2 separate regions of the Homo sapiens genome follow, and region 2 is linked to region 1. Evidence: read pairs that join two places in POLR2A ChIA-PET (ENCODE). Cell type or tissue: PC-3. All regions are shown on one strand. Links, peaks and the distances in the headings refer to the core of each region. The heading gives the core; the rest is flanking DNA. Region 1 holds the start of MIR4510 (microRNA 4510). Region 2 overlaps LOC105370766 (a long non-coding RNA gene).

Evidence for each region. Peaks named below come from ENCODE experiments on the same cell type or tissue, not always from the same donor. Only the 100,000 strongest peaks of a DNase experiment are listed, where the experiment ranks them.
Region 2: POLR2A ChIA-PET joins it to region 1 with 6 read pairs; 3 of 35 experiments call an interaction of 5 or more read pairs at or near these places.

What each region holds. Positions count from the first base shown.
Region 1 is chr15:35,916,835-35,933,666 of GRCh38, forward strand. It overlaps MIR4510 (microRNA 4510), which reads left to right and starts at 10,022; the gene lies at 10,022-10,089. It overlaps LOC105370766 (a long non-coding RNA gene), which reads left to right and starts at 3,061. Exons shown (of 3, transcript XR_001751478.1): 1 at 3,061-3,199. RefSeq lists an enhancer at 13,486-13,545. In PC-3, for the core only: no CTCF peak of the experiment used is centred there; a DNase peak (open chromatin) is centred at 8,987.
Region 2 is chr15:35,971,716-35,988,547 of GRCh38, forward strand. LOC105370766 (a long non-coding RNA gene) reads left to right here. Exons shown (of 3, transcript XR_001751478.1): 3 at 4,207-4,455. Among named protein-coding and RNA genes, the nearest start is that of MIR4510, 53 kb to the left of the region's middle. In PC-3, for the core only: no CTCF peak of the experiment used is centred there; no DNase peak of the experiment used is centred there.

The DNA of each region.
Region 1 (16,832 bases), core at 4,624-12,623:
ATCTTTTCTGTGTGTGTATGGCTCAGAAAAACTGAAGGGTTACACAAGAAGAACTTTTTTGGGTTTTATGCATGTCCAAAAGTTGTAGTCCTCACTGATAGTAAAGGTCATGTAACTTGGAGAAAACATGGGCAAAAATGGATCCATGTAGATCAGAAATGATTAGTCAGCTCCATTTTCTTTCCTACCACACCATTTTACATCATTAATTTGAAATGCAAGGGACTGGAAAGAATTGACTTCTATTTAATGAGGTTTGATTTATTCAACCTTGTGTTATTAGTGAAAATAGAATAACTTGTTAGCTGGAAAATACATTTAAAATAATGCACTTCTCTGAATAAATTATCAGATTGATGAGTATATAACAATAATATTGAGATCACTTTACATTTGCACATAATGTGGCAGTTTAGAAAGCACATTCATAAGCATCACTTTGCTCAATCTTCATAATCCTCTGGGTATTATTGTTCATATTTTATCGATGGGATCCCACAACTCAGAGAGGTTAAGTGACAGCTAATAAGGGAATAGCAAGGTTTAGTCTCTGGTATTCTGTCTCCCCACACCCTTTTCAGCAGTCACTTTTACCAGAAATAACCAAACAAAAAGATGGCCCTCATTATCTTTTGCCTATGCTTTTTCAATGGCTTTTTATCTATTATCTCTGGCACCAATCTTCCCTACCACCCTCTCTTATTCTCAGAAGCAATTCACATCAGCACTTTCCTGATGGACCCTTCTGAAAATGTCTTTGCCTACAAGTTAAATTTAACTATTACTTTGTCATCCAGTGTCCTTCACAATCAGACTTCAATCTGGCCTCACCCTAGTTCTTCATTCTCCGGTTCCTGCCTCGCAGCCTACGTTACAGCCACACTGACCTCATGATTCCCTCAGTCTACTGTGCTATTCCACCTCTTGTGTCTTTGTACCTGTTATTTCTTTCCCTTAGGATGCCTTTCCTTGATCCTCTACCTAGTAAATTTCTACTTATAACTTGAGAATCAGCTCAAAAGTAACCTCCCCTATGAAGCCTTTCTCTTCTTTCTTAGGACTCACATGCACTCAATGAATGTTTATACATCATGAAGTTGAAATCTTGTGAGTGAGCTTTCTAAAAGTAGGGACCACATCCTATTGATCTTTACATTCCCAGTGTCTAGTGTCAGGTCTGAACATTCAATAACTGACTATAATATTAATAGAGCATCAGTGATTTCTTTAATAGTGTGAAAATATCTATAACTATTAGATATCAAACTCTTTTGCAGCCATTTCACTTCTAGGTATATATCCCCTCAAATTGAAAGCAAGGTCTCAGATATATACAGCACATGGCAAATGCTGATGTTCATGGCAGCATTATTCACAATAGCTGAAAGGTGAAAGCAACCTAAGTGTCTATCAATGGACGAATGGATAAGCAAAATGTTTATCCTACAATGGAATATTATTCAGTCTTGAAAAGGAAGGGTTTTCCAACACATGCTACAATATGGATAAAGCTTTAGGATATTATGCTAAGTGAAATAAGCCAGTCACAAAATGACAAATACTGCATGATTCCACTTATGAGGCATCTACAGTAGTCAAGCTCAAGGAAACAGTAAAATAGGAATTACCAGGGATTGGGGGAAGGAAGAAGGGGGAGCTTTTAATGGGTACGGAGTTTCAGTTTTGCAAAATAGAAGAGTTCTGGAGATAGTAGCACAACAAAGTGAATATACTTAACACTACTGAACTGTACACTGAAAAATGGCTAAAATGGTAAATTTTATGTTATTTGTATCCAGAAAGAGAAATGTTACATACTCTCACTCATACGAGGGAGCTAAAAAAAAATTGATCTCATGGAGGTAGTGAATAGAATGGTGGTTATTGGAGGCTGGGGAGGGCAGTGGGGAGACGGTATGAAGAGAGAATGGTTAATAGGTATAAAAATACAGTTAGAAGGAGTAAGGTCTAGTGTTTAATAGCACACTAATGTGACCATAGCTAACAATGTTTTATGGTATATTTTGAAATAGCTAGAAGATTTGGAATTTTCTCAACACAAATAATAAAGAGGTTTTACTCAGATTGGATCATTATACATTATATACTTATATCAAAATATCACATATACATTTGTACAACTATTTTGTATTGATAAAAATTTTAAAAAATATTAGGTTAAATGTCTCTTTTAGTGACATTGACTTCTTAAATGAATGAACTAAGGAAATTGTTTTGAACTTTAAAGTATGTGTGTGTGTCGTAAAGATAAGGAAATAGAGTAGGCAAGAAACAAAAGAGAAATATATTTCTGCTCTCGAGCTGGTTTTCTAATTGGGGAGATAGACATCAGATATATAAAATGATATGATTTCAAAACAATAAATCTCTGTAAAAATACTTTAATCATTACTCAAGTCCTGAGGTAAGATTGAAATTGGCATTAAATAGAATTAATCTTGGAGCTCTTCCAGGAGGAGGTAGATAGGTAGCCTGGTTTTAATGCTTTAGTTGGGCAGGTTTTGACAAAGACACAGGCAGTGGGCTCTAGAAAGACAAAGAGATAGAAATGAATGTGAAACCCCGTCTCTATTAAAAACACAAAAAATTAGCCAGGCGTGGTGGCGGGCGCCTGTATTCCCAGCTACTGGGGAGGCTGAGGCAGGAAAATGGTGTGAACCCGGGAGGTGGAGCTTGCAGTGAGCCAAGATGGCGCCACTGCACTCCAGCCTGGGCGACAGAGCGAGACTCCATCTCAAAAAAAAAAAAAAAAAAAAAAAAAGGAATGAATGAGCTATTTGTAAGGTGGCAGTGGGGGGGGGGGGGGAGTGGGCTACATTTGCTTTACGAGTGTTAGCTTATTTAATTCTATGATAGTTATATAAAATAACTTCCATTGTAGCCTTTCTTTTATTTGAGTAAACGAAGGCACAGAGAGGTTAGGTTACGTATCCAAAGAGAATATGTGGGTAGATAGCAGAGTGAGGTTTTAAACCGCAGCCCCCTGGCTTCAATATCCATGTAACTGCCCAATAAACTGTGCTCCGTTCTCTAGTCAGTTCCATCATGAAGCGCAGTTATCAGTGTCTCATTTCTTCATACCCTTCCCAAGCCCATTGATAATTTTCAGGAACATAACATGTTACTATAGGAGAGCTTGGGATCCAGCTGACTGAATGTTTACAGATGACTTGATGAGGTAAAATAGATTTAAGCAACAATATGAGCAATTCAGTTTAGAGAAAAGTTTTTTCTGACATGGGTTCAGTCAATTTGACATAAAGATTGAGGTTAGGAAAACTATTTCTTTGGAAAACAGTCTCTGTCACCATGCTTTAGTGCCCTGACTCTATACGTCCATGGCTGTTCTTCACATAACTCTTTTATGGGTTATCATTTCATGAAATTTCCTTTGCATGTCGCGCAGTATTTTCAAGTGTATCAGGCTGCAGACTGTTATCAGCATATCTGACCTTCAGTGGAATTTACATTTTTAAATTTTTATTTTTTGCAATACTGGAACAGGATTGCAACAGAAGTGTTCAATTATTTTCAAAGAAAAATCATAAATTGTAAGTAGGGACTGGATATGTATGATTGTGGTTGAAGGAGTGGTCAGAAAAAGCCAACTTTTCCATATTAAATCTATGTATTAATATTTAATATGGGAAAAGACACATCATGGTTTTGGATGCTGCTAACAGAAAAAGAGACTGTTAATCTACATTAATTTATTTAAAGTAGAGTCAAATAGTGAAAAGAACAAGAAGATGATTATTTAATCTTTATTCTGATACAAGCTGGGACATGCTTTTTTATATTCAGGTTTCTTTTTTCTGTTTTAGCATCAAAGAAAACTGTATAATTTAGTAAGATTTTGTTAAGTATTTGAAGACTATATTCAAATAAATAATCAGGTCATAAATACTTTGATAAAGAGTGAGAAACAAGAGTACACATGTTACTAGGCTTTAAGCTGAAAAGAATCACTTACTATTTGAGCTTCACTAGTTATAAAGTAAGTATTTGGATTCAGATCAATGGGGACATGAAGACAAGGGGAAAAGAAACTTAATTCAATAACCTCAAAAACGTCTTTAGACAGCGGACTACTGACAAAATATTTCACCTCATTTAGTATAAATGAATTAGAGACATGTGGGTTGCCTTTTGCCCAGAATAGGCAGAGGCTTAAAATATAAGAGACATTAACTTTTGGCAAATCCTATTTGGTATTTTACTGAACCTAAATCATTTTTGCCAAAAGTTTACTTTTGTGGCTGAGTTTGGAGTAGAATGCAAAAATACAAAAAGAACACATTGACTTACATAGATGTATGGGGGTTTAAGCTGAAAAATGTATTGAGGTCAATGACAGTTTAAGATTCTTCTAGGAACAGACAGAATCATGCCAAAAGTAATGAATACTTCCATTGTCTTCTGGCTCCCATCTGAGTGGGCCAGAAAATTTCAAATTATGCCTTATAAAATGTAAAGACATGATGTAAGCCTGAGATGTAAATATGCTTCAGAAAACACCCCTTTTTAACAAAATGTGAATTTCAGGGCTCTGCCTTCAACTCTGATCTGGCTACAGTTGTGACACATATGTGTCTCCTATGCAGGGTCAGCAAACAGCAGGTAGGCTGGTAGGCCATGTGTGTGTAATTGCTTGGCTCTTAATTGTGTTAATGTTAATGCAGCTGCCCTGACTCAGACTCTTCTCTATTATAGGTTTCTGTTAGAAAAATAGTTATTTTAACAATTTATTTACATTTCACTGTATTTTTTTTTAAAGCAGTAGAACTTCCTTTATTATTGTTGCTGTTTTATTTGGGCTGCTAAACAGGATCTGGGAAGACTTGAATTCTAAACACATCATAGTGGCAGACCAGTAGGGAGCCTATGATTATCTTGAGTTTTGTCTACCAATGTCATGGCAACTAGTTAAGTTGGAGTATGGGGAGTAGATAGGGAAGACCAGGTAGACTGTTAACTTGGTATCACGTAGAGCCCTTTGATTAGCAGATTCTCTTCTCATATATCCCCTGCCCCTCTCCTTAGTAAAGCATAACTACATACATACATACATTTATATATAAATATATCAGCAAAACAAAGTAAAAATGTTTATGTATTATTAATATTGTCATCATGAAGATACCACATCAGGATGAGATATTGTGGAGGAGTAAACTTAAAATTTCTTATTATCGACAATATTTGTCATAAATTATTCTATTCATGGTTACTACATCAGTGGTATTACTATTCCCCCAAAATGATAAAGCAATTTACTAGTATTTCCTTGGAATTTTAAGATCAAAAGCTCTAGAGATGCATCTTTCTATTTTACCCGTGAAACTTAAGACAGCAAAAAGAATAACGAAACCAAAGGGTGACAGGCAAAGTTGGAAGCCTCAATGACAACTTTTATAATTTTTAGTTATAGCTCAGGAGAGAGATGGAACTTCTGCAAGATGGTATTTATAGATGAGAAGGCCAGGATATTTGTATTAGTAAGCTCAGAAAAGTATAGAAATATTCTAGAAGTCCCCTCTCTTCATCTGTCTGCTCATTACTTATTTTAGAAATAACAAATATCTATGATTTTGGCTGTGTAAATAAATGAGTAAGGGTTTGAAATCTTGTGATTCCAATATTTTTCACAATCCATTTGCACTATTTCAGGTAATTCCTTTCTTTATGTACAAGCAACCTCCACCACAGTGCCCTAAGGCACAATACGGTATAGCCATTCACACATGCACGGTCAACCTGGTTTCAGCCTATCAGAGCAAGATCAGGAAGGATTAGACAAATTTAGTTGTATACACTTACACAGGTTCAAAGCCAGTCTTATGCAGAGCTGGATAGGCAATTACCTATATGATGACATTTTATGTTACTACAGGACATAATGTCCAGGAAACAAAGGAATAGGAATTCTGTTTTTTGGTTACTGCCTTGGTTGAACATTAAAATTAGCATTGTTCTGTGCACTACCTTTGTTAATAAAAGTCCTAAGGAAGTTGTAATCATGGACATGTAGGACATTTGGGAAGTTTTGTGTAATGCAATAACTGAATGATTAGGGCAGGAGAAGGAATAATTACCAAATCCTTAATTTCTAGGCTGGTGGTACCCTTGATTTTACTTTTTGCAATTATATGTTTCAGAGAACATTGTTTAAACCATAGTGTTCAGATTTCTGTATTAAGATAAAAAAAGGGAAATTACATCTAGATGAGAATTGTAAGTAAGCATTAACTGTGAGTTATCATTTTCCTTACATTATCTCATTTGACTACTCAAACAATCTTACGAGATAGGTATTATCTCCATTGTTCAGATGAAAAGGTAGTCATAGAGATTAAATATTTATTAGAAGTCACACAACTAGTAAGCAGAAGTTGTGTGAACCTAGCTCTGTGGATGCAAAATAATGTACTGCTTTGCAAGACCTGTAGCATAATTTACTTATGTTCTATATGTGGGTAAAATTGTTACATTATCACTGGTAAAATACAAAACCAAATATAAAGAATAATTGCATTTTGATTTTTGGACCTGCCAAGACATACATCCTCAAACTCTTTTGCATCAGAAATGCCTGGGAGAATTGTTTTGTTTGTTTTGTAATTAAAATGCACCCTATTGTCTCTTCTTCCTTGATGATTGCCAAAAATTATAGTTTAAAAATACAACGAGGTGATATGAACATGTTTGAATGTTACCATTATATTTTTATTACACGTAAACAATACATTGTGTTTCCAAAATAATATACTCTAGAAAGTAAACTTTTCTTTCTTCTTTCCCATAAGTGACATCCTTCTGATATGCAGAGACTTTTAACTTGGGTACCAAACCATAATGGTACAAATAGAGGTATTTCAAGAAGTTGCTAAAATTGTTACATTGTAGAGCAGAATCTGATTTTGTGTACATGTTCCTACAGAAAATTCAGAACACATCTTAACCCCGTTATTCTTATTGTGTCACTTTAAAAGTTAGAGAATTGGTTTAGTAACAAACCTAGAAGTTTCCATCATATCCTCTTAAGCATCTGTGGTTCTTGCACTCAGCCATCTCAGCATGCTCATGCCAAAGCTCAAGACACGAGATCCTTCCAAATATGAAGAGTAAAATGAGGCTTATCACCTTCGTAAAGATTAATTATTTTTCAACCAATAAAACAGACTTTTTCTTTATCTAATGGGCTTCATCCATCATAGTACATGATAGATAGTTAATACTTTACTTTCAGGGAAACTGCAGCTTAGAGCAGTTTTACTAGTTCAGTTCAGACAGTGGTTTACCTCTAAACTTCTATAGCTAGGGCTAATAGTGTCTGATGAGCTCATCTGCCTGGAGAAAGAAAGAACAGACATAAGAAAGTGCTACCCCAAATACTTAAAATTGCCTTGCTGTGGATTTGAAACAACACAGGTTGTAAAAGCACAAAGTGCCAGACAGCTTACATACATCTTTTAGCACATTTCAAAGACAAAACAACATGTGCGGAATCAAAGGCAGGAAAATCATTATGTAAAATATCACCTTTCCCCAGTAAATGTTTTCTATTGAACTGCTGAAAATTCTTCTCAGTAAGGAAGATAGAAAGCCAGGGCAACCCCTCTGCAGGCACAGCAGAGTGAGGTCCACCCAAAAATTCTCCACTGCCATGGGCTGCAACCTTAAGACCCTGCATGACTTGTTAGAGATTTAGATTTATCTGGCTCTCTAGTGTCTTATTGCATAATTTCCATTACTTTATTACCCACCATTCGCCCTTCAATAGTTCTTTTCATGTGTTTTTTGTTGTGGCTTTGCTTATGTGGGACAGTCCATGTTACAAGTTTTCTCTATTATTTATATATGAAAGTCTCCTCATGAAAACACCATCATATATAGCAAAGCAAACTATATTAGAATTCCATAATAACATGGCTTTGTATAAATTCTGATACCCTCTTGGTCATAGTTATTCATAGGTCAAATGAAACAATGAACTAATTACACATTGATATACTAGACTGAGGCTGTGTTTCAACCAGGTTGACCTTGTCTGGGGAATACATGCAATCAGGGGCATGTAAGTCCCCTCTGAAATACAACTGAAGATGGTATGATCACCAATGATTGGAAAGGTAGGATCACTGGGAGAAGTCAAGGTTGAGTCTTGGATGTTACAACTAATGTCTATGATTTCCATAGTTCAGAATAAAACCAAGGATAGCGTATCAATCAGGACAACAATAGTCACTCCAGATAGGAGGAATTTTAATAGAGGGAGGTGCTGAGAAGCCAAACAAATGATAATAAGGCAACCCAGACATTACAGTAGCAAAAAGCCACTATCATCCCTATGTTTGAGAGTTAAAGGGAAAAGACTGTTATTGGATTGCCTGGCTCTGGGGCCACAGACAGAAGCCAAAACCATTTCAGGTCTGCCTGTCAGTAGCTTGAACCAGTAAGCAAAGGACACCTATCCAGATTTGCAGCCATAGAAGAGGTTGAAACCTGAGACTATCTGGTTTAAATTAACCTTTCTTGTTACTGGCAGCTACTAATAGATTGCACTTAATCAACTATCGCATCTCTCATAGAGAAGGAGTCATGACCATGTTTTCCTTATTTATTATGCCATCGTGCAGCGGAGAGTGACCCAGAGGTTTATTCTTCTTATGTGACAAGACTGATGAAATCAATCTCACACCATTTTACACTTGTATCTATTGTAATTTTTATACATATTAAAATAAATACCACACACCTGAATTAGGGTAAATGGCTTGCTTATTCGTCCTCTGAGGTGGGCTTTTGTTTTTCCTTACTAGAAAGTCTGAGCGTGTTTCGTTTCTCATATTTGTTTAAATAAAAAAGAAATTTTAATGATACCATGAATCCTCATGATCAGGGAAGAACGATGTGTCAGTTCACCTGATGACCTCACCAGCAAGTAACAGAAAACAAGCAAAATGACTCATACAATGAGGGCTTTGTTATCTTTATTGTCTGACAAGTCCTGTTGTATGTTCCAAGATCACTGACTTCAAGGGCTCAATGAATGGCTCAGGGATCCATTTCATTTCCACATTTTGTTCTGCCATCTTTGGAATGTTCGTGTTTGTCCTTACGTGGCCCCTCACATCCCCAAGTTACTCCAACCTTATATCCTCAACAATAACTTCCAGAGGTGAGAAGATAGACCATCTCTTCCTTATGTTCTTTCATAAAAGTCAGAAAAACTGTACTAGAAATCCACCCCAGACTTCCCCTCACATTTTACTGGACAGAATGACATTACATCATGGACAAGAGAATGGAATTTACATGAGTCATTTCAACCAGAGTTGATATGCACCTTCAGCTGAGAAGGGACTTAGTCTCCTTTGAAGGATATGGCCTACCAAGACTTGAACAAAATCAACTCTTACACAGCACTTACAACAAGGGAGGCACTATTCTAAGAGTTATTAAACATACATAAAGAGATATAGAAATGTGTATTAAATCATTTAATACAAAAATTATATGAGGTGGTTATTATCTATAACTTATCAAGATATTAAGTAACTTAAGGGCCAGGCACAGCGGCTCATGCCTATAATCCCAGTACTTTGGGAGGCAGTGGTGGGAAGATGGGTTGAGGCCAGGAGTTTGAGTCCATCCTGGGCAACATAGTGAAACCCCATATCTACAAAAAAAATTAAAAATTAACCAGGTGTGATTGTGTGGACCTGTAGTTCTAGCTACTCAAGAGGCTGAACCTGGAGGATCCTTCGAACCCAAGAGTTTGAGGGTGCAGTGAGCTATGGACATGCCAAAGCACTTCACCCTTGGTGAGACAGCAAGATAACCTTGTATTAAATAAATAAATTAATTAATTAATTAATTAATTAATTAATTAAGGTCACACTGTTATTCAGTAGTGACAGCAGGGTTGTAACTCAGGTGATCTGGCCCCAGAGTTGTTGCCTTTAAGATGAATACCAGGTTGCCTCTGTGGAATAGTGTGTATGTGAGGGAGTAGGATGTATGGTTGTTAGATAGACAACTACAATCTTTTCTCACAACAGACAGAGCCTGTCATTAAGTAGGCACTCAGAAATGTTCATGGAATAAGCAAAAAAAAAAAAAAAGAAGAAGAATGAATGAATGAATATACCCTTTGATAGCCTCCAATACAGTGTCTTGTATGTAATAGTCATTCAGTGGTTGCTTAGTTGATGGTGTCTCATTGTGTGTCTATTGCAGCACAATTTAAGTAGAGAATTTAGGATATGCTACAAACTGGTCTATCATTTTCCTTAAGATAAATGAGGGGTAATGCTCAGAGAGAGGGCAGTTACCCATGACTGAAGTGGGAGAGACTGACATTCAGGAGTTTGATTTGGGAAACCCTAGAATTCTAGGAAGTGATTGCTGTTTATAAAAATGCAAATTGGTCCTGTTTAAACTTGTCATTATAGAAAAACCTAGCAAGGCTCATATCCTATGCTAAACTCCGCTACAATCTCTATCCAGAAGATGTCTGACCATTTTATATTGTTTTCCAACCCTTTCTTGGTTTGTTCGCTGGAGAGAATCCATCTCATTTACCACAACTCCAAAATCCCCCTGTGTGGAACACAAGACACATCTATGTCCTGCTCACATTGTTTTCTTGAGAGCAGAGAGATGTCAATTGGCTTGGTCCTCTTTTATATGCAATTAGATACAGCTATCATATATTACCTTGTGACAGATATGCATTGTCTCATTCAATATTAAGTAGGGATCCACATGTAGCCATCCACAGTCGTAGACCTGGATATATCTTGTTTCTACTTGGAGAAATTCAATGAATGGCAACATGGATTTACAAATCAATATTAAGAGGTAATTATTCTGCTTACAAATAAATTTGTCAGCTTCCACATCTGTTAGCAGGTCAGAGATTATTTGAGTTCACATTAGAGTGAAATACATAGAAAAGAAACTTAAAGTTTGTATATTATAGAAGATCATTAGGAAATGCCTTCCTTTGACTCTAGAGCCAAAGGACTAATCTAACAATCAATGTCATCAATAACTTTCTCTACAGTATTTAATGTCAATTATTGATTCCCAGAAAAGCAAACCCTGTTCAAAATGTGTTATTTTGATTTATAAGCAATTCATTCACCATATTATTCTCCCTGACCCGCAGTAAGCAAATAGGCATCAAGCCCATGGTTTCCTAGTTATTAAGAATGATAATGTCTCTTACAGATTATCCAATCCAGACCTCTTGTTATATAGACACAGTTAGAAGGCCCAGTTACTATCCCAAGGCTACATAGCTAATAAAATATACAGCCAGAAGGAGAATTTTGGTCTAGAGCTCTTTCCTGTCCTCACAATTAAATAATCAATTTCTTTACATGTCAAAGTCACTACATCTTACAGTTCAGTGCTTACATAACTTTATACCATGCCTTAAATAATATTCCCAAAATACTTATTTGTATTCTTTATATCTGCTTTGATTCCAGAGTACAGAGAGCTCTTGGAGGATGTGATAGATCATATTTTCCAAAGATGGTCACAATATAATTTGCTACTTTACACACTCTTCTTCATTGTGATTTTGTCCTTACACCATTAGAAGTTTATTTTTCCAACCACTTTGAATCTGAGTAGGCCATGTGATTGCTCTATTCAATAATATACAACTGAGGTTCTGCATATGGCCCTTAAGTAGCCCAGCAACTCCTGATCCCTACATTTTGGAATATTTGCTCATAGGACATTTCTTCCAAGAACCCAGTCTCTGCAGTGAGAAGCAGGAACCATACAACAAAGCCGTGATTAGCTGCTCCAGCCTAGCTAAGCTTTCAAAAACTGACAGCTAGTATCAACTACCAGACATGTAAGCGTACCATATTGAACTTCTAGCCCAGCTGAGCTTTTGGGTGACTGCAGGCCTAGATGACAGCTGCCTGTAAGTGCTTGAGAGACCTCAGGTGAAAACCAACCAGTTGGGCACAATCAACCCCCTGGCCTTAAGAAATATTAAATAAGTTTTGTCTTAATTGCCTGAAGTTTTAAGGTGGTTTGTTAGACAGCAGTAGACAACTGGAACACAGCACTAGACAGGAGTTAGCAGTTGTGACTGCCCACAGATTCATGACATCGAGCCTCAGATGCACTCTCACCTCTGCCAAGCAAGCCTCTACTTCAAGCCTCACTGACTCTCATACGTACTGCTTACCTTGACAGATCCAGCTCTCCCACTCTTCCTATTAGCAAAACCTGTCAGGTTTGAAACTGATGTCTGGGTATGTGGAATTTTCAACAGAAATTCTAGGAAACTTCAACACTTCTTAACATAGAAAAAGAATGCTGTGTTTTTCCATATGGGTATCTCCCTTAGGTAACAAGGCTCAACAGAGGTCATAAAGCCCAAGAGCAAGTTAGATATAATGTTGACCTTTCCAGAAAGCACAGAGCTAAATTTAATACTCAACCTGGTAACTATTTCAGCCTGGAGGGACATTATATTTGCTTCCTCTTCTGCAGGGTTCTGATATTTATACATTTTTTACTTTAACAGCCTTATTGTATACATGTGATAATTTCTAAATCTTCTTGGAAGCAGGCAGGGTCTAAACTACAAACAAATAATATTAAATCCCTTCCCCAGAACCTGCTGGTCTGGTCCTCTCCAAAATATGTGAGAGACATTTTGCTCTTTTCATTTAGCGTAGCGTCCCCAAAGCACAGAAGTTGTCCCAGTGGCAGAACATGAGAAGATTTAAGGTAGACCAGGGGTTACTAAATTTTTAATTTTCATAGTTATGTGTTTATTTTAGTATATATTAGAAAATATAAAACTAGTATATCACATATATTGTTATACAGGGTAAGGCTAATTTAAATAAAAATGTTAAATTAATAATACTTTGTGGATATGAACCAAACCATAAAAGTAATAGACAAATAATTGAGAAACACTAATTTGAAATTTCTGAAAGGGTTCTGGGTTCCCTTCTCTTTCTAGTGGATCGTTGTTGGGTAGTTGCGACTTTCTGGCTGATTGATTTTCTGCCTTCTTTTTGAGTCAGCAAGCTATTCCTTGCCACAGTTGAAACTCATATAACACGTGTCTTTCTATATCTCATTTCATCAGCAAACCTAATTCACATATTTTCCCATGATCATAGGTGCTTACCAAGGCCATTTCAGCAAATCTCCATGAACTAAAGAGCTGCCTTCTGAAGATGCTGATGGTGGTCAGATGATTCCCAGAGCTTGGCAGCACAGGGTTGGGTTTCCAGACTGTGCTCAGCCAAACAGAGAACTCTACCTGACACAGAGGCATTGCTCTCTTCTCCCATCCCTTTGCCTCCTCAGCTATAGTTTCATCTTCACATTCTGCAAATGACCCAGTGATTATACATACCAGTCCCCTGACTCCACTGCTAGGTAGTAACCACCATCGTTTTCTTTGTTGCTACATCTTCATCTACCTCTGACCCCTTCACCTTACAAATTTTATGGTAGAGTTCTAAATAGTATACTAACACTTCCTGCAAAGCTACTATTTGTGTGACTTACATAAATAAATTTCAATTGAAAATGAGTCTGGAGACATCTCTAAAAAGATAGCTTTTTCTGTCCTTTGATCAATGGGGAAATGGACTGTTTCCATTTCTGAACTTCAAGTACTGCTTAGGAAAGTGTGCCTCTTCAATCTTAACATCAAATAAGCTATGCCCCATATGCCAGATCAAGATCCACAGGCACATGCCCCGGTCTTGGATGCTTCACAGACTTCCTCATTTAAGACCTTTGAATTTACCGCCTGCTCTGGAGACACAGTTCTCATCAATTCCCATTTATTAGTAGGTGCGTAAAAGGAGGCACATTCTGACATGCAATAAAAAGCAAACCTAATGAGCAAATGGCAGTGAACTTGAGGGGCACTTTAAGAGAAGGTCTATCAGTATTCATAACTCTGACACACCATAAAAGACACTTTAGTGCAACAAAAATGTGTCAGAAAAGATATTGAGTTAACTGAAGGGGGAATTTTCTGGTAAAACACATAAGAGCACCCATTTCAACTGATCTGAACTATTAATATATTTTCTTCTTTACTGACAACTCATTTACCAAGTGTCAGATGAATGGTATTGGAGACAGCACTGATATTAACTCCCAAATGAAGTTCTATAACAATGAAAGGTACATAAGTATTCCACCCTAGCATCTTCTCTATAATTAATGCCCTTGGCCTTGCCTAGACAGCTAATGCCACTCAAAAATTAGAAGAATCATCTTTGGAAATAATTCTTATCATTATATAAATGGCACATTATAGTTTCTTTATTTTTCATCCAACTCATTTTTTACATGATACAGACAAAAGTTAGAGGACATCTTCAGATTCTTAAGGCAACTTAATCTCAATATTTCAAAGCAATACATAAACATCAAATTTGTTGTTTAAGCGTTCTTCCTCAAAGGAGTCTCTTAAATTCAACTAAACAAAAAACCCAAAGCCAATGAATGAAGTCAAGGCAAAACCTCTGCATCTAACACCATGGAGGGAGAAATGTATAATCACAGTATACTTATTAATACAGTGATAAGCATGGTCAATAAATGTAAGCTTTCCCTAAATCATATTGGTATGCTATTTATATAAAATAATGGGGGAGCTATCTTTTTATCTTCTTTTTTAATAATGGAATTCCAATTAACTTTTTTGTCCTTGATTTATACATCTATATTTTTATGTTACTCTTTAAAACCATATATACATGAAGGCTGCACATTATGAAAGTTAATGGTAATATTCAAAGAACAGAATATAGTTTTCGAAGGCAACATAAAGAACAAACCTAATAAGTACATACCGTGAGTTTTACTGCCACAGCATCAGACTCCATTCTTAATAGCTTTCCTGTAAGATTTCCACAGGTGGCAATATGGATTATGGAAGAGCAGCATATTTCTAAGACTATTATCTCTTTTCAACTCTGTCATTTTAATGAAAATACAGTTAATGAAGGTAATGTGATTAAACATTGGGCTTTGTCAAGTGAAATATAGAGGGAAGAAAAGCAAATGGGGGAAAGTAAATAATTCTACAGCCATTGGCCAGGGTCCAAGACCTCCTTAAACTCTCTTTACAGCAGAAACACAAGAGACGACAATTTTTCCTGCATTATATTTTTACATTCACTATCAATTTTCTGTGACAGTCATGAGGCCACTTTATCCAAAAAGTTGCAAAATATTGACATAAGAGTTTCACTGGATAATTTCAGGTCAAACTAAGTTAGTTTATTTGCTTTCTCACTAGCTTAGTAGTGGAGACATGTTTTAAGTGATCACAAATCTGTGACTTTTCATCTGTAAGCTATATTATTAAGTGCTCCAGTAAAAATATGCAAAACTCAAAGTATGTAAGAAAACATTGTCATTACTTCCAATATTCTTTGTGATATTACTTCGTTTATTCATTCATCCATTCATGCATTCATTCATCGTTCAGTAATAATTTGTTGAGCACCTAACATGGGTCTGTTCCTCTGCCAGGACCCTGGGACTCCAAAGATTAAGATTAAAAGATGTGCCTCCTGTCCTTGGGCATTTTATATTCTATAGGGGAAATTGAGCAGTAAAAGATGTTCTTAATACAATGTGGTAAGTACAATGTTAGTGCCTGGCCAGGGTGCTGAGCTGGCGTGTGCGGATATGCCTTAGTCAGTTTGAGTTACTGTAACAGAATACCATAGACAGGATGGCTTGAACAAGAGACATTTATTTCTCACAGTTCTGGAGGCTGAAGTCTGCGATGAGCATGTCAGCATGATTGAGTTCTTGGTTAGGGCCCTCCTCCTGGTTCACAGATGGCTGTCTGCTCTCTGAATCAACACACAGCAGAGAGAAAGAGCTCTGTTCCTCGCACTGCCTTATCAGGGATCTAATTCCATCACCGGGGCTCCACCATCATGACCTTATCTGATTCTAATTACCTCCCACAGGCTCCATTTCCAAATACCATCACACTGGGAATTAAGGTTTTAACATGAATTTTGGGGAGACAGAAACATTCAGTCTGTAGCAAGATATGTGGGAGTGGAGCAGTAGGGTAAGGGGAGTCAGCAGTGAAGGACTATGGAGGAGAGGTCTGAACACAGCTTACAAGGATAAGCAGGAAATATTGTCATATAATGGACATTCAGAAGAGGAATACCATCCAGCAAGAGACTGCAAATGAGTACTTATGTAGGTGGAATAAAAAGCAAAGCAGAGATTGAAGTCAGGGAAAGAACAAATGTTGAGAGTAGGGAATTTTATCCCTATTTCATAGGAAAAGATAGCAAGGACCCAGTGCACTTTCTTAACAGATAATTTGTAGAACTGGGGTTTGAGCTTGTGAGTGAAATGGTGAGTTTGGCTGTGGATCTCTCTCTCAGACAGCAGTGGGCAGCCATATGAGATATCAAATGTCTAGTTAAAATTATGTGTCTGAGAAATGTAGATTTAATTCCTTATTTGCTTATTCATTTATTTTCCAGGCACTCAAACTGTTCTAGAGGTTGCATCAGTAGACACAGAACACAGATCCAAATCCTTGTGCTCACGGAGTTTGTATTCCAGTGGTGATAGTGTAAGGCGGGGTAGAATATATTAAACAGGTGATCATTTAAAATATTAAAAGTATGAATGGTTGTCAGTGTTATTGAGAAACTGAAGCAGATGACAGGGATGGTGGCACTACAGTTTTGAATTGGTGGCCTGTAAAGGCCTTAATGAGACGACACTTGTATAAAGAAGATAAAGTGAGT
Region 2 (16,832 bases), core at 4,489-12,488, 55 kb after region 1:
TGGTTTATGCCTCTCCAGAGTGGGATCACTCAGAGTGCCTGTGGATCCCATCAATAAATATTGACAAAAGTGTTTAGGGGTCATTTAAGATCACCACATAATGACACTCAAAACAGGTCAGTACTGATTTTGGTTCCCTAGCTCTTGGGTCATATGTGAGAAGTTTTGACAAGGGTAAGAAAAGTCAGAAGTTATAAATCAATAGGAGAGAATGAAAAAGTATTTCTCTGGAATAATGGCAAAGTGATTAAATTGAAGAAAAAAATATATATATTTAAAAGCTTGGTGGGAAGATACAGGCAGGCAAGGGCTCATATAGATTTTTTTGTCTTCTAAGCATAAATCTAAAAATAACTAATGCAATTCTTCATGTGGGGCTGCCTCAGCAGATTCTTCACCTTTATTTATTCTTCTGTGTTTTCTTGATCAATCTGTTCTCTTGTTTTCTATAGAAGAAGCCAATGGGAGGCAGAGGGTAAATCTACCCATACGTTCCATCTCTATCTAGGATGTCACAGTAACCATGATGCCAATTAAATATTGGTTTAAACCTGTCAAATGTATTTTCTAGGTCTACTCTTTTGAAATAATAGTCTGTTGAACGAATGGCAGAGGAGAGAAGACAGCATGACAAAAGAGAAAAATCTAACATAAATCTATTTGTGTTGCTACTATTTTATTAATTAAGAACAGAAATTATTATTTGGGATCTAGCAAAAAAAGACAATTAAATGCAAAGTGTACTAGTCAATAAATTAACAGCCACTCTCTCGGTAGGTCCTTATATCTAAAATATGTTATAAATCGGCTGGAAGAACTTGGTGACATTCTAATGTGCCACCTGGATACAAACCATTCTTGTCTAAGGCTCCCACTTAACTCTATGCAAACTATTAGATGATCGCGGAGTATAAAAGGTGCCAGGGAAAGACAAATTAGTTTCTGCTTTCTGCTAATGGATGACCTTTGTGATTTGGATCAGGTGCTGAAATTCACTTAGTCGGAAAGGCAGGAGAGTGGGGGAAACTTCTAAAATAATTTTCTCTTCCTACAGAGAAGACGCCTGGCTACCACCTGCCCAATAAATGTCAATTGGTTTACTTTTAAAAAAATAAAGAGCCTGATTCAGAAGTATTAGAAGCTGGGTTGAGAGGTGCAACGGAGAAGGAGTGAATTCACCAAGAATATAAAGCCAAAAAAGACAAAACTAAAAACCATTGAAAATTAGATATAAGAATGGTTAGTGCTTTCCTAGGAGAGTTTTGTTAACATCTCTCTATTCTACATAGACTCTTGAAGATTTATTGAAATTTGAGCTGACTTAGGCTTAGTAGAAATCATGTTTGATTTCTTATCATTGAAAATATTTTGAGGTTTAGCTGAAATTTGTTTGGAATTGGGAGTGTAATACCCCAAGCAACATTCAAGGGATCAGAACCAACAGGAACTGGAATATACAAAAACACTGTTTCTCTAGCTCCACGTGAGCCTGAGTTGCCAGCTTTCACATGTTTCTAATGTTAGCTCAAGCTTTCTGGCAGTCCCATTGTGAGCTCCATCTCCCAAGCATTCTCAGCTATTTTGGCATTTTTATGTTGGCCTTGCTTCTTTTTATTTCCTTGTCCAGAAATATAGTTATTTAAAAAACAGTATAATTATTATTGGATGTGTGTGTTTTTTTTAAGTTTCAGCTTGAGATGAATTCTTTCTTGCATTGATATTTAGCTACTATCCTTGAAATGCATGGAAGGAATAGGACATTAAAGACAGAGGACATGGACCTTTAATTCCTCTTGTGTATTGCAAGGGCAAGAATGAAATGTCAGTTCCCAAGGTGATTATATAGTGAATGTTGGCAAGAATGAAATAATTGTGTCCTACCCAGGGTGTGAGAAATGTATACATGGGGAGATAAAATTGTAAGGGGACGGACAATATAGGGTGAGCACATGTAGAGCACAAAATAATTCAATTGGGTGGATGACATAGGTCTTCGGCCTTTGTGGAAATCAGTGAACTGCTGTTTCTGTGTCTTTTTCAAAGCACAGGGACGTTGAAAGGACAAAGCCTTGACTCTCTGATCCACTGAGGCTGGCTCCAGTTAACCCTAGGATATTTTTAAGAAAGTTGATTTGTTTTCCTTTTGATCTCCTTTTTCTCTCAGCTTGCTTGAGCTGATTTACAATTCCTGCATCTATTGCTGCCTTTAGCTATGTGCACCATTATTCTGCCACCCTTTTTGTAATTAAATTCTGCTTGAAATGCTTATAGGCCTAACCTCCCTCCTTAACTTCAATCTGTGATCTCCTCTTTCTAAGTTAGTAAAATTGTATCATGCACACCATGAATAACCTTTCCTGGATGCTAAAATACCTGGGTTTTAATTCTATTTGAGTTTCATCTTTGTACAAAATTCCCTGCAAACTTGCATGTGAATTTAAAGCCTGATCCATAAAAATCTTCTAGCAATATGATTCTCATTTCAGAAGCCTGGCGAGATGAAGCCATGTGTTATGTTATAAACACCCCAACAAAAGAACTGTGATCTTATCATGTTATTTTTTTTTCCCAACGTAGTTTTGTAAATGTTGTTGATTCTGCCTCACCATTTGGAGTCTCTTGCATGTGTTACTCTTCCAAATTCTGGGGTTTAAACTTCCCTAGAGCCTCATAAGTTCTGGGTTTCTTAAAGCAATAGGTTACCCTCACCCCTACCCGACACTCTCCCCACTCTTCCAAAAACAATCCCCATACAAAGGTGCCAATAAACTAACTCAGCCACATACAATGATATTGTCAAGAAAATCTCAGGAGAAAACCATTTAAATTTCATGGCATAAATCTGAGCTCTTGGCCAAACTTCCCCTAACAAGTGGAGAGCACAAGTCTCATGCTAATTCTCCACCAAACCTCCAGTTTTATGAAAGCTACATTTTATCTGTTTGGTTATTTGCAGTCACTCGAGAGTTGGAAAAGGAATATTAGCACTACTCACATTTTATTGTGAAAGTCGCAGTACTTGGTTGACCCCCTTTTCAGGCCCTATTGAATTTCCTATACAAAGGAAATGAAAATGTTTTATATTTAATACAGCAGCACATAACGAGAGGCTTAGTTATTACACAGAGAGCTACAATTTTCTGCTTTTGTTTCAGCTATTGCTGTAGAGCTGAAATTTCCAAGCACATTTTTTATGATTTGTTTATTGCTGGCTTTAGAGATGACACTGAGAGGGAATGCCACCTTTATGCTACCTACTCTACAGAAAGAGGCTTTCTGTTTCTTCTTATTTATCCTGCAAAAGCGTGGTCCAGCTTTTTACTGATGTCCCAGTTTCTTGCAGACAAATTTTAAAAATCCTAAAGAAAAAAGTAACCCAGCGGAAATCATAGAGTGAACATACAGCTAGCTGTTTCCTGAATTTACTCTCAGGTCCTCTGATATTACAATGGTCAAAGAGAGCTCCGGGCTCTTAGCATGTGCCAGTCACTGGGGCTAAATATGTTACCTTTATTATTTAATCATTACAACAATGACAGTTAAATAACACCTAGCTATTCTTGTTATTGTTATTATTACCCTGTTTCTATAGATGAGAAAACTGAGGCTTAGAGAGATTCTCTAATTTGCCCAATGTTCCCTAGCTAATAAACAGGTGATCCAACTTAGATTAGAACCAAATTCTGTCTGATTCTGGAACCTGCTCCTCCACCTTTTTTTTGACAATAATAGTCATTACCACAATATTCTGTGTTAATTATTTTTCAGCGTACTTTTCTTGCTTCTTCTTTATTCTAAATTTAAATTTATTTTCTTTTTAAAAGTAGCGCAACAAACGCATATATACCCTTCAGCTAGATTCATCAATTTTGTTGTGTTTTCCTTTCTGTTTCTCTACACACACACATACACATACACATGTTCATATATACATATATGAGATATGTATTCACCTATGTGTGTCTGTATGTGTATTTATTTTTCAAATTATTTTCGCTAAGCCATCTAAAAGTAAGTTATAGCCTTTATAATGATATACCCCTAAAAATAAGAGGATTCTCACATTTAACCACAATCCATTGCCATACCATACTATAAAAATAAGCATTCATTCATGTGGTCATCTAAGATACAGTCCATATGCAAATTTCCCAGGTGGCTCCCAAAATGACGTTCATAAGTTTTATTAATTTATTTTTGATTCAGGATCCATCCAGGAAAGAGCCTGCCCACTTGACTCTTCTACCTGTAGCCTCTCCAGAATACTGGATGTAAAAGGAGATCTTCACGGGTTAAAAAAGTTAAGTAAAAACCTTGCGCCTATGTGAAGGTATTATATTGATTTACATAACACTGTAGAAGGTCTATACATGCTAAACCTCTTTTCATTGTGACATTCTTGGAGCCTGTTATTCTTTTACTTCAGCTATCTAAAGAATGGAATCGTGGAATAGTTCTGTGATTTTCTAAGCCATTCTACAGTTACTTAGTCTTGGAATTAGTAATGGCTATCGCATTCAGCCTGATTCTATCTTCCTGCTGCTGAAGTGAGTCTAAACTGGCCTCAGCAAATAGGTTCTTGAACAGGTATCTCCTGACACTGTAGAATTCAAAAAGCCATTTTTGAGGGAGGGAGAAGAAAAGGGGAGAGAAACAGGATTAAGAAACCAGAAACAGCAAAGAACTGGAGAGAGGATGTGAGGGCGAAGAGAAAGTGTTAGAATCTGCTTAAATTTATAATCCCAACAACATAGTAACAACAGCCAGAATATATTGGGTGCTTAGCATGCCTTATTAAATAATGAGGGTTTTCAATGTATCTTTTTCTGTTAATCCTTACAACAGTTTTCCAAAATAGGTAAATATTACCCCCTCCCCATTTTATAAAAGAATTATTGAGTCTTATACAGGATAAGTATCCTGTCCATGGTTGCCTAGCAGCCGTGCTCAAACCCAAGCTATAGGAGGGAGGAAAGGAGTAGAGCTAAGGATGGTGAGTGGCCATCCTCTGCTCCTAGTGTGCCCCTTTCTTCCCACAAGTTATTAGTCACCATGCCAGTCGTCAAGGATCTTCTTTGTTCTCCATGTTCACTACCACTGCTTTGGTTTAAGCCAACTCCATCTCTAAGCGAGATGCCTGCAATATCTTTTCACAGATCTTTCTGCCACCAGCCTCTCCCTCTTCCAGTCTCTACACAGTGGTCTTTCTAAACACGCCACCCCCTTGTTTGAAATACTTGGATGATTGTCCATGACTTAGACCACGGCTTCTTAACCCTGCCTGCCCATGAAAAACACCTGGAGAGCTTTCCAAAACACAGGTGGCCAGGCCACACCTCAGAGATTCTATTCCCTTGTTCTGATGGAATAGGGTGGCCAGAAAAAAATACAGGATATCCAGTTAAATTTGGATTTCAAAGAAATGATAAATACTTTGTATTGTAAGTATGTCCCAAATATTGCACTGGGCATACTTGACTAAAATAATTGTTTATCTAAAATTCAAATTTAACTGTGTGTCCTATATTTGCATTTGCAAAATCTGTCTATGTGTTGGTACGTGTTGCAGGGAGATGATCATGAGTATTTTCTAAATCTCCCCAGGTAACTCATGTGTACATCTAGAGTTGAAACCACTGATTGTAGGAAAAATGATAAATGACATAGACTCTAAACTCCTTATCATGGCAAAAAAGGACCTTCAGAGTTTGGCCTCTGCCCCCTTTTCAATCTCACCTTCTCTTTCTCTCCACACCCTAAACTACCTGCTATGCATTTTACACTTTCTTATGTCCTTGTCTTTGCATATGCTTTCTCCCAAGCCTGGGATCTCCTTTCTGGTCTGTTGGATGAACTGCCACTCATCCTTTAAGACCCAGATACATTGGCTATCTGCTTTTTCTAGCAATTTATTAGGCCCTTTACATTAAATATTTCAAATTCTTGTTATTAAGGTGTAATCACTTGCTAATTTGTTAATTCAAATTAATAACAACTAAGTTTGTTAGTTGTATTAAAATAGAAACTTTCCAACAAATGTCAAACACAAATTTTGAACAAATCAATATGTATTACATTTTTAACTTTAGCATGTATTAAAATCTTAATATATATTAAATACAGCATATACTAAAATTGATTTTTATATTTTTGCCATTATTTTTTTCTCTTCCTCTTACCCATGAGCCAGTTGAACAAAATAAAAGAAAGCAGAACAAAATAGCTAAGACAAACACTTGCCTCCATGAGTTTAACATCTAAACAGATGTTTATATTTTTAATCTCTGTTACAACTTTCTACACTACAGTTTTTCTCATATTTCAGATGCGTCCTGTATTAATTTATGTGAAGCTCTGTTAAATCTAATTAAAATGTTGCCATATTTTGTATTATGCATTTTTATATAATTTCTTTATATCTAGGCCAGGCATGGTGGTTCATGCCTGTAATCCCAGCAACTTGGGAGACCGAGGCAGGAGGATCGCTTGAGTCTAGGAGTTTGAATCCAGCCTGGGCAATATAGCAAGACCCTGTCTCCACGAAAAAATAAATAAATAAATAATTTCTTCATTTCTAACAATGTTAACATGTCTTATTGTAAAAGTCCATTAATTCGGAGTCTATGGATGGTAGTAGGTTATGATTTGGTTGGAGATTATGTTGAGGCTACTTTTCATTCTCAGTGTTTGTCTTAGTCTGTTTGAGCTGCTCTAACAAAATACTATAAACTGAATGACTTATAAGCAACATAAGTTTATTTCTTACAGTTCTACAGGCTAGGAAGTCCAAGATCAAGGCACCAGTGTTAGAGGCGTTCAAACCAGAGTGACTCCATCTTGAGTGAGGGCTAGGAAAATGAGGCTGGGACTTGCTAGGCTGCACTCCCAGAAAGGTATTCCTAGCCTCCAGATGTTTACAGTTAAGGAAACAGATTGATAATGTTTACTAAACAGACCCAGACTTGGGAATGGCCTAATATCCCAATATCTTGAGAACAAAGGCATTTCTAATTTTGCTTTAAAGGTAATAATAATGATTCTTGCCAAATATAGTAACTAAGAAAATTAATCCTTTATTACAAACCCTTGGAGCAGAGCACATCGCTTCATGATCTTTTTTTATCCAGAATATAAACAAGTATTGTACGTAGGGTGGACACATTCTTCCTCGTACTTTCAGGATTACCCTGCTCTGTCTGTGGAGTAGCTGTGCTTTCACCACTTTACTTTCTTAATAAACTTGCTTTTGCTTTGCACTGCGGACTCGTCCTGAATTCTTTCTTGTGTGAGATCCAAGAACTTTCTCTTGGGGTCTAGATTGGGACCCCTTTCCTGTAACATTTGCAGATTCCATGTTTGGTGAGGGTTCGGTCTCTGCTTCATAAATGGCACTTTCTAGCTGAGTTGTGGTGGAAGGGTAACAAGCTTCTTAGGGCCCCTTTTATAAGGACACTAATTCCAGTCATGAGGGCTATGCCTTCATGACCTAATCACCTCCCAAATTCTCCACCTCTTAATATTGTTGTATTAGGGATTAGGTTTTAACATAGGAATATGAAGTGGTGGAGGACACAAACAAACCATAATAGTGTTCATTTTTATCAATGACCTCTTCTGTAGTTGGAAACAGAATGAGAAAGAGAGAAATGTCTCTGCTATTGATAATCCCTAGGTCAAAATCTGCAAGAGTTCCAGCTGAGGAATGAGAAAAATGTCTCCTAAGGTAGGAGGGAGGTCAGGTGGTCACAGTCACCCCAAATGTGTTGTTCATGTTTATATTTTCCATTTTGAAGGTAGATGGAATGCTCGGCGCAAGATGGCAACTTTTCCTAGTTGAGCTCTAGGCTTTAGAGAAGCTGCTGATAAAAATCATTGGTTTTGATCAATATTTTGTGAACTACCCTATGACCTCATGACATTTGTTATCACTTTACAAAGCAACCCCAAGTTTACAATGTGCCCCAAAGTTTTGTCTGTATAGGCAAAACTTTGTATTCCACTTTCTTGTAGCACCGGGAATAACTTCCTGCTTCATTAAGCTTTTCCCCTGTCCTGTTTCTCTTTATCATCTGGTAGCGGATGCATGGCCACTCTTAGGCAGTGTCAGGTTTCTCCTGTTCTATGTTAAGTCTTTTTAAACTGCAACTGTTGGTTTAAATGCCTGCTTCCCCACTAGGTTGTGACCTCCCTAAAGACAGAAATTCTCCCATTTACCTTATCCCAGTGCCAAGTACTGTGCTTGCCACAAACTGGGTTTTCAGTATGTTAATTTGTTCAAAATTATTTTTTGACATTTCCTGGAAAGGTTCTATTTTCATGCAGCCAACAAAGCTAGCTGTTATGAACTTGAATGAACAGATTAATAAATGATTACACCTTAATCACTAACATTTGAGATATTCAATGTAAAGGGCTTAATAAATTGCTTAGCAAAAAGCAGACAGCCAAGGCGTATAATTTTTAGCAGGAATAATTAGAACGGTAGGCATGCAGCCAGGCGCGGTGGCTCATGCCTGTAATCCTGGAACTTTGGGAGGCTGAGGCTGGCAGATTGCCTGAGCTCAGGAGTTCAAGACCAGCCTGGGGAACACGGTGAAAACCCATCTCTACTAAAATACAAAAAATTAGCCGGGGGTGGCAGCATGTGCCTGTATTCCCAGCTACTTGGGAGGCTGAGGCAGGAGAATTGCTTGAACCCGGGAGGTGGAGGTTGCAGAGAGCTGAGATCGCACCACTGCACTCCAGCCAGGGCGACAGAGCGAGACTCCATCTCCAAAAAAAAGGTACAGTAGGCCTGCATGCCAAACCCTGCAGGAGTATGCAGTAGAGAGAACCATACAATTCACTTTGCCTAGGGAAGTCAGATTTGTGTCTTAAAGGTTGAGTGGCAGTTCATCCAACAAACCCGAAAGGAAATCCCAGGCTTGGGAGACAGCATGTACAAAGACATAGATGTAAGAAGGTATAAAGCTTTCAGGAGGGTTAGTATAGGGTGTGAAGAGAGAGAGAAGGTGAGATTGAAAAGGAAGGAGAGGCCAAACTCTGAAGGTCCTTCTATGCTGATAAGAAGTTTAGATTTATCTTATTTATAATTTTTTCCTATAAGCCAGAGGTTGTAAGCCTGGATGCACATGTGACTTACTTGTCTTTGTTCAGTAAATGATTACACACAGATCTTTTTCTAGACCCAGAGAGTTTATTTTCATATGACTCATCTGCCTAACATCCTAATTTCTTTAAAGAAGAACTTGTTAGAATAATGATGATAAATGTCATTTCCATTTGCATAGTACTTCATACCTTTCAGAACAAATAGTTTTCAAGGAAAACATAAGTAATTTATTAAGTAATGTATTTTGATCCTCACAACAACTTTGTGAACTTGATAGGGAAGGTGTTATACTCACAAAGGAAAAATACAGAGAAGTTATCATCTTCTGATTCTATATAGCAATGAAGAGTACTAAAAAGTGACCATCTCCTGCCTCATTGCTTACTCGTATTACCTACTTAACATGGAATTATAATGCAAACAACATAAATAATATTTGATCATCTTAGCAGTAGGCCTAACAATTCCTTGAAGTGGGAAGCCCACATTTGTTGGAACATTTCCATGAGGAGCTCCTTGAAATGAGCATGAGACCCTTAAAGAGCATGCTAAAGACACAATAAGTAGCTTCTAAATGGTTTTGAAGAGTAATAGTAGGGTCCGACTTTGTTATAGCTTTGATTTGAATGAATAAAAGGTATGCAGTTTGGGGACAGAATTTTGACCTTAATGAGTTTCTTTACTAGAGGAGAGAGGCATTTGAGGTTGGAAATCATGATGTCCAGGAAGAGAAGAAAAAGAGCCAACAGAACTAGAACACATGGGAAGAAGAGACTGTTCCACCTCAGGCCAAAAAGAGACTAAGAACAAGAGCCATGCCTGAGGTTGATAGCTGTAGAATGTGTGATGCTAACTCTCTTGCATCTCCCTAAATCATCTTCACTTTAATATAGTCCTCACTAATAATTGTGTGTGGAAGCAAAACAATGAGAATGGAAAGATATCTGGTATTTGTGTAACATGGCCTAGTCTTACAGATTAAGACAATTTGTATATAGTATAAAGACTACAGACATTGAAACCAGGCAAACATACTAGCTGTGTAACAGAGAACACTTCTGTTTCCTAAAACAGGATGATAATACCTAACACATGGAATCCTTTCAAGGTTTAACGTAGTAATAAAATATCTATACAACCTAGACTGATGTTGGGACTCTGTAACACACAATTGCTGTGTGTTGCTGTATGTTAGCCCACAATAAACTGTGGATATGATTATTCATGCAGTTAAGCTCATCTGCATTTATGGATCATAGAAACTCACAGATAGATGTCAAGAGTCCCTTGGACCTAGAAGCCACAGCACATAATGATCCTTAAACAAAATGAAGCAGTCTGGGTCCGGTAATCCCTTTTTATGCCATTATCTCCTTCTACCTCCTTCAATCTTTATACTTGTCCCACTCTCATGTTTTCAGACAAGGATCAAAATCTCATTCACACTTGTAAAGTACAAGTGTAAGGTGCAAAGTTATAAGGATACATGATTCAAAGACTTTTTCCCCAGGGATTGAAAAAGCACTTTTATAGGTGATAAAGGTAAAATGAATCTTTAGTAGTGGAATTACAGGCATCAAAACCTGGGGCAGTGGGGTTTACAGAGAAGCTCCTCAAGCCCTTAAAATCATATCAAGTAGGTAGTCCCTTTTCCTACCTAAGCATGAGATATGCACTAGTTCCATTGCTAAGATCACATGCAGAGGTACTTAGAGTCCTATAATCTAGCAGTCTTCACATGGGATACATGTACTTGGGCTGTATGCCATTCTAAGGTCTTTGTGGCAGCAATAGTTGTAAGGAAATCAATTTGCTGGTTTCCAACATCCACGTGAACTTTTGTCTGGTAATAGGCCTGTGGCTGAGACACAATGCTCGTTCTCCTCTTCTGCCTCCTCTTTAATAATTGTCCTTCTTCTCCTGCTTTTCAAAAGAAAGTTTTCCCATTCACTCATCTGGCCCTATGGTATAAAACGCTCCAGCATGCCAAAAGAAGGAATAATGTTTAATATTGTTATCTGTTAAACCACTTGTAATCAAAGCACTATAAATTTTAAGGTCATTCTCTTTCTTAAGCATATGTCTGTTAAGAAGGAAGAATGGGATTCTTACAAGAATCTTGCCCTTTTCCTCTGCCAAATATTGTCAAGCAGTGAATGGTTCCCACTGGGGAGCCCCTTGAAAGCAAAGCAAAGAGAGAGCCTGCAGAAATAGGAAGGGTCAGGTAGCCTAATTTCTTCAAGGTGACAAATTTAAGGCAAATCTCCATGCCTGATCTATCTTTATAACTAGCTACCTACTTACTGCTGACTTATCTACATAATGTATCTTAGAACTAGAACTCATAAGTAAGATGCTGTCACAGGGGCATGTAATAACATATTTGTGAACTGAAAAATAACATCAGACTTTTTTTAATATCAAAAATTTAGTTTGATTTGATTGATTGGTTTTAGACAATGAGAACTGACATTACCATGTATGTTAAATGGTGAATATTTTCCCAAAATGGAATGAACTGAATTTTCAGCTCCAAGTTTTGACAAAATATGTTCAAAGTATGTGATAAGATGAAAGGATTTTTATTTTAAAATATATTCACAGGTGTATTGAAACTAACAATATTTTTATTTTTCCAACCCTCTTTTGAGTGAATCAGGGCTAAATAAAATGCTTCAAAACGAATGAGTAGCAAGAACAATGAATGGCTATCTGATAGGTCTTGGTAAAGCCTAGTTGGTATACTTCCCAGAAATCAAGGCAGTGAATGACTGTAATGACTGGGTGACAAAGACTTTTGCAAGAGAGGTTGTATATATTTCTTTTCTTTCGGTAAAACTGAAGGAGTATCTATTCAAGTTGTTAGATGTAGAGCACTAAAAATAATTTTTGATGATATATTAGGATGTGATATTTTGGCATATAGCTCACAGGACTACCAAGAATTGAGATGGCATGCTGTTAGGAAACCTTAATTTCCATCTCTCTATTTGTGTGAACAAATTTTTTCAGTTCTAATAACAATAAATGAGAAAATAAATATAATTGATATGGAACTGTTTCATTCTGGCAATAAAGTTCATCTGTAAACACACAAATTAATTAAAAATGAAGCCAGACACATCCATGTCATTAAGAAATACATGTCCAATGAAATAATGAAATTTATTGTACATAATTTTTGTTATTGAGGTTAATAACTTATTTCTGCTGTTTTCATAATTTGTTTACCAATAAAATTAATAATGGTAACCAAATCCAAAATATTTTTACTGTAGAGCCTAATACCAAATAAAAATAAATAAGATTTTAATTTACACACATTTTTACTACAGAGAAGTAACATGGTAATCAATAAAAGACCTTTAAGGATACTAACATATGTATTAAAACAAAATTTAGTAGAAAAATTGGAATAAACATACAATTTGAGGATAAAAGGGAAAGCTGTAACAGTCTCAATTGTTGAAGATAATCTCTTTTATGTGTTTTTCAAGTAGATTGTGCTAAATTGAAATCCCAATAATATTTAGAAAATCTGTTTTTCAAATGTCAATAGTCACAGCAAGTCTGAAATTATATAATTTAACTCACTAAGGAACATTTTATCTAACTTAAAAGTAGATTTTCATAATTATTTTAGGGATTAGGAGAACAAAAAGGTTGAACATTTAAATACTGTAATGGGGAATAAACAGTTGTGAAGCTTTGAATCATCTTCGTCTGTCCAATAAGTGAGGTTTTCTAGCTTTGGTCAGCTCTGCACCTAACTGTGCTTGTAAAAGCATCTGCCACGCACCTCCTGCTATGAGAATGTGCAAAAAAAATACACCTGGATAGCTATATACTAGCACATTCTAAAAGGCACTGAAGTTGGACTAAAACCAAAATGCTTCCTGATGCAATTATTTTACATTAAGATACAAATATTCCTAACACAGAAGCTCAGTTCCCAAATGCTCATTGTTTAGAAAACAAAATACACATTGAGCTCTAATAAAAATGCTTCCCTCCCTCGTTCTTTTATCATTCTTTTCCAGCAGAATCCAATGAACATGATTAATATACAATTTAGTGGGGATTTGGCCACAGTCCAAATATACACTAACCAGGGGGAACCAGGGACATGATACTGTGCTGACTCCACAGAAATCCCCTTTGCTCCTATTAAGAAGAGTTGAATAAGGAGTTAAGGATGAGCAGCTACATTTTTTCCAGATGTATTAGGAAATAGCATGTTCGTGAATACAAATACACCTGGAAGTGGTCACCTATGAAGGTCTTAAAGACTACATTCATGTGCAGCCTTGACTAAAGGCAGACTAATGAACCAGATGACTATGATTGTTGGCATTCTTCAAAAGCCATCATAGCCAGCAGTTTGAGGCTTACAATGTGCTGTCTAAGTGCTTTCCAAACACAGTTCTGAATGCATTCCCCACATTAACTAAGGTAAGCCTCACAACAAACCCATCCATTAGACTAACATCACCCCCATTTTGCAGATGGAGAATCCAAGGCACAGAGGAGTTAAGTACTCTTCCAAAAGTCACTCAGCCATGAAGTGGCAGAGCTGGGGGTTGAATTCAGTCAGTTTGGTTCTAGGGCCTTGAACTTAACCCCCGCATTACACATTACTCTGTGGAAACTTTGCTGCTGTAGACAAAGAAATTTATACTTCTTGAAGGTGGGTTTTTAAAAATATGGCAAGGGCAGATGGAGGAGGGGGTTTGGGATAGTTTGGCCTTCTGCCTAGAATTAAACATTCGCTAATTTTCTTTTGCTCTCTCCTGTTTCTAAGTAAATTGCTCTACACACTTATTTTATTATCATTATTTCTATCTGACATGCTATGCAAGAACATCATGATTTAAAATATCTTAATAACAACCCAAAGAAAGGGACTTAAAAGTAATGTTCAGAGAGAAAACAGATGGCCACCAAGTGCAAATTCTGAATTCTTATATTTTTATAAGAGGAGTAGATGTGGTTGGTAAAAGGTTATGCTAATAAGCAAAATGTTCTTGTATTGTTATGAGCTTATTATTTAAAAATCATTCTGAGATTTTTAAAGTGTTAAAATAGTAACCAAAGTAGATATTGGCAAACTAAACTCCAATTCTTCCTGAAGAAAATAATCTGATTTAAGCAGATTCTTGAGAATCAGTTTAAAACCCAAAGATTAAATGTCAGGATCTACAGGATGGAACAAGTTCTATTCATTTAAGGTAGATGCTATTAGCTTATATGTGAAGATATCAACACACTGTGTAAACCTGGACCCCACAGTGGAGCTATTTTTAAATCCCTAACTTCCTGGGGAAAAGCTCAGTAAATAGGGCCAGGAAACTTGAATCCAGGATCCAAACACTAAAGGCCTTTCTTGGACACCTTTGAACTCTGTCTTGCAATATTCCCAAGTCTGTAATTGCTGGCTGGACTCTCAACTTCATAGAAGGTCATGTCCTAGTTCCAGCGCCCCACTGTCCTTTTCTTCACCCTTTTCTGAATGACAACTGTTTCCTTCCGTTTTGGCTGTGGAAATAGTGGTTTGGGATTTTAAAAAAAGATAAGCAATCTCTAAAATCCCCTACATAATTCTACCATCAGGATTTATTCCTATTCCTGGTCTGGCCTTGTTGGCGTTATCCTCCTAATCCAGCTGTGGTGATGTATTGTACTGGCTGCCTGCCACACGCAAAAGCCTACCTCGGGACATCCTGCTAGAGGCAAAAGGCCAATCTGGCCTGTTTCTCAGTAGTTGGATTGACAAGCTGATACCCCGAGGACAATGATAATAGTCTATGTGTTTATATTTAGAAACACACATACTCTACACATGTGCTTATGTTGTGTGCATGTATATACATATACACACGTCTGTGCCATATATGCTGTCAGCTCCATCTGTGTGTGTGTATACATACATATACATGTGCTCAGATTCCAGATGTGCTATAAACTTCCTTTTTTAGTCTAATGTGAAATTCATCTGCCTGCAGCCTGCTTTCTGTCCCTCTCAGTCTAAAAAGATGTTGTTCAATCTTCAGTGTACTCTCAGCACTACTCTGCCCTTCTTTATTGCATTGACATGTTTTCACTTTGAGAATCCTTAAAGTACTAACACACCTTCTAATATGCAAGTGGCAAGCATAGTAATGTTAAACATTATGCTTTGTGTTTCTTGGTTACCTATTCACACATCATTTTACTTTTATAAGCAAGTAGAGGAAATACCATTCCAAATAGATATCAACATAAACCTTAAACTTCCAGACCTTGAGGTTTAGCATGGATTTGCCTCTACTCTATAAATCACTGTCCTAGATTCTACTAAATCTAGCTAAGCAAGCTATATCAATATTTTGTCTGACAACACAGACACAGTTTGGAAACAAGTGAAGGAAAAAAAAGGTTACAAGTCCTGGAGATTCTTGGACGTTTCTCTAAATCTCCTATGCAATTAGAGAAAGCAAATTTGGATGGATTTTAACAGATTAAAAAGAGAATTGTAATGAAGCCAGGATTTCCTCTTGAAGAATTTTTATTCAAAAAGTGTCTGGGATAACTGTGCACTAAGACAGCAATGCGTGCTTTAAATAAAAAAAAAAAAATAGTTAAAGCAAAGGTTAGGGCCGGAAAATGGACTAACATCTAAAATAGATCTTTTTTGATAAAGAGGAGATTATTTAAAGGCATAAATAAGTACTGTAAATATTTTAAATATCAAAATAAGTCAATTAAATAACTTTAAACATATTATCTGTTCCAAGAAATCTGTGCAGTCCAACATGTAGGCTTTCCTCTTTATTGTCTTATTTTAGTGCTTTAAATTTCCCAACTGTTTCTATTTGAGACTGTAATCTGATAATGAGTCCTTTTGTTCTGGATCTTTTCATGTAGAAAACATGTACAACAGAATTTTGGCTCCACTAAGCCACCATGTTTGAATCTCATCCATGTGCCATTTTTCATTTCAGTGACAAAATGATACATACAGGTTATTATGAATGGAATTTCATTCAAATAGCATTTAAGGTCATTGTGCACAAAATAGGCCTTAGTTTGAGATGGAGTCAGAATAAGAAATTCTATTTTAGCAAGAAAAACTGAAAGCAATTTGAGGACAATTAAAAATGGACGTACAAATAAGCCCCTATATTTGAGTACAATAGAAGCATAAAATACAAGAATGATCAAAAGAGTGAGTTGGGGGAACTTGGAGAATGTGAGATTTTTTATTTAGGCATTATATCCTAGTGATCTCCATTCTCTGCTATGGTAATTGTCTGTAAAATAGGAAGGCCTCTCATTTAATTTTATACAGTGAACTAAAATTCACACTTCCAGTGCCAATTCAGATGTTATCTTCTCTGAAATGCCTTTCTGACCCTCCAGTGGAGAAAATCTTTCCCTCCTTGGTGCTATTTCTGTGCTTGATGCATGCATCCATGTTTGCACTAATGGTTAGTCGTCATTTTGCTGCTGTTGTTTTACTCTTCTTAACTGTGAACACTTTGAGGTTAGAAACTATCTGAGTACAGAACCCTGTACTGTGTCTTACTCAAAATAAATGTTTTATGACTTGGTGAGTGATGAATGGCTGGTTGATAGGTAACAATATTAAACAGAATGCTTGACACTAAATGTGAGAATACTGTGTTAAGACATTTCTTATCAGCTCTTCCACTATGGCTTCACTTAATTCCCCTTTCCCGTC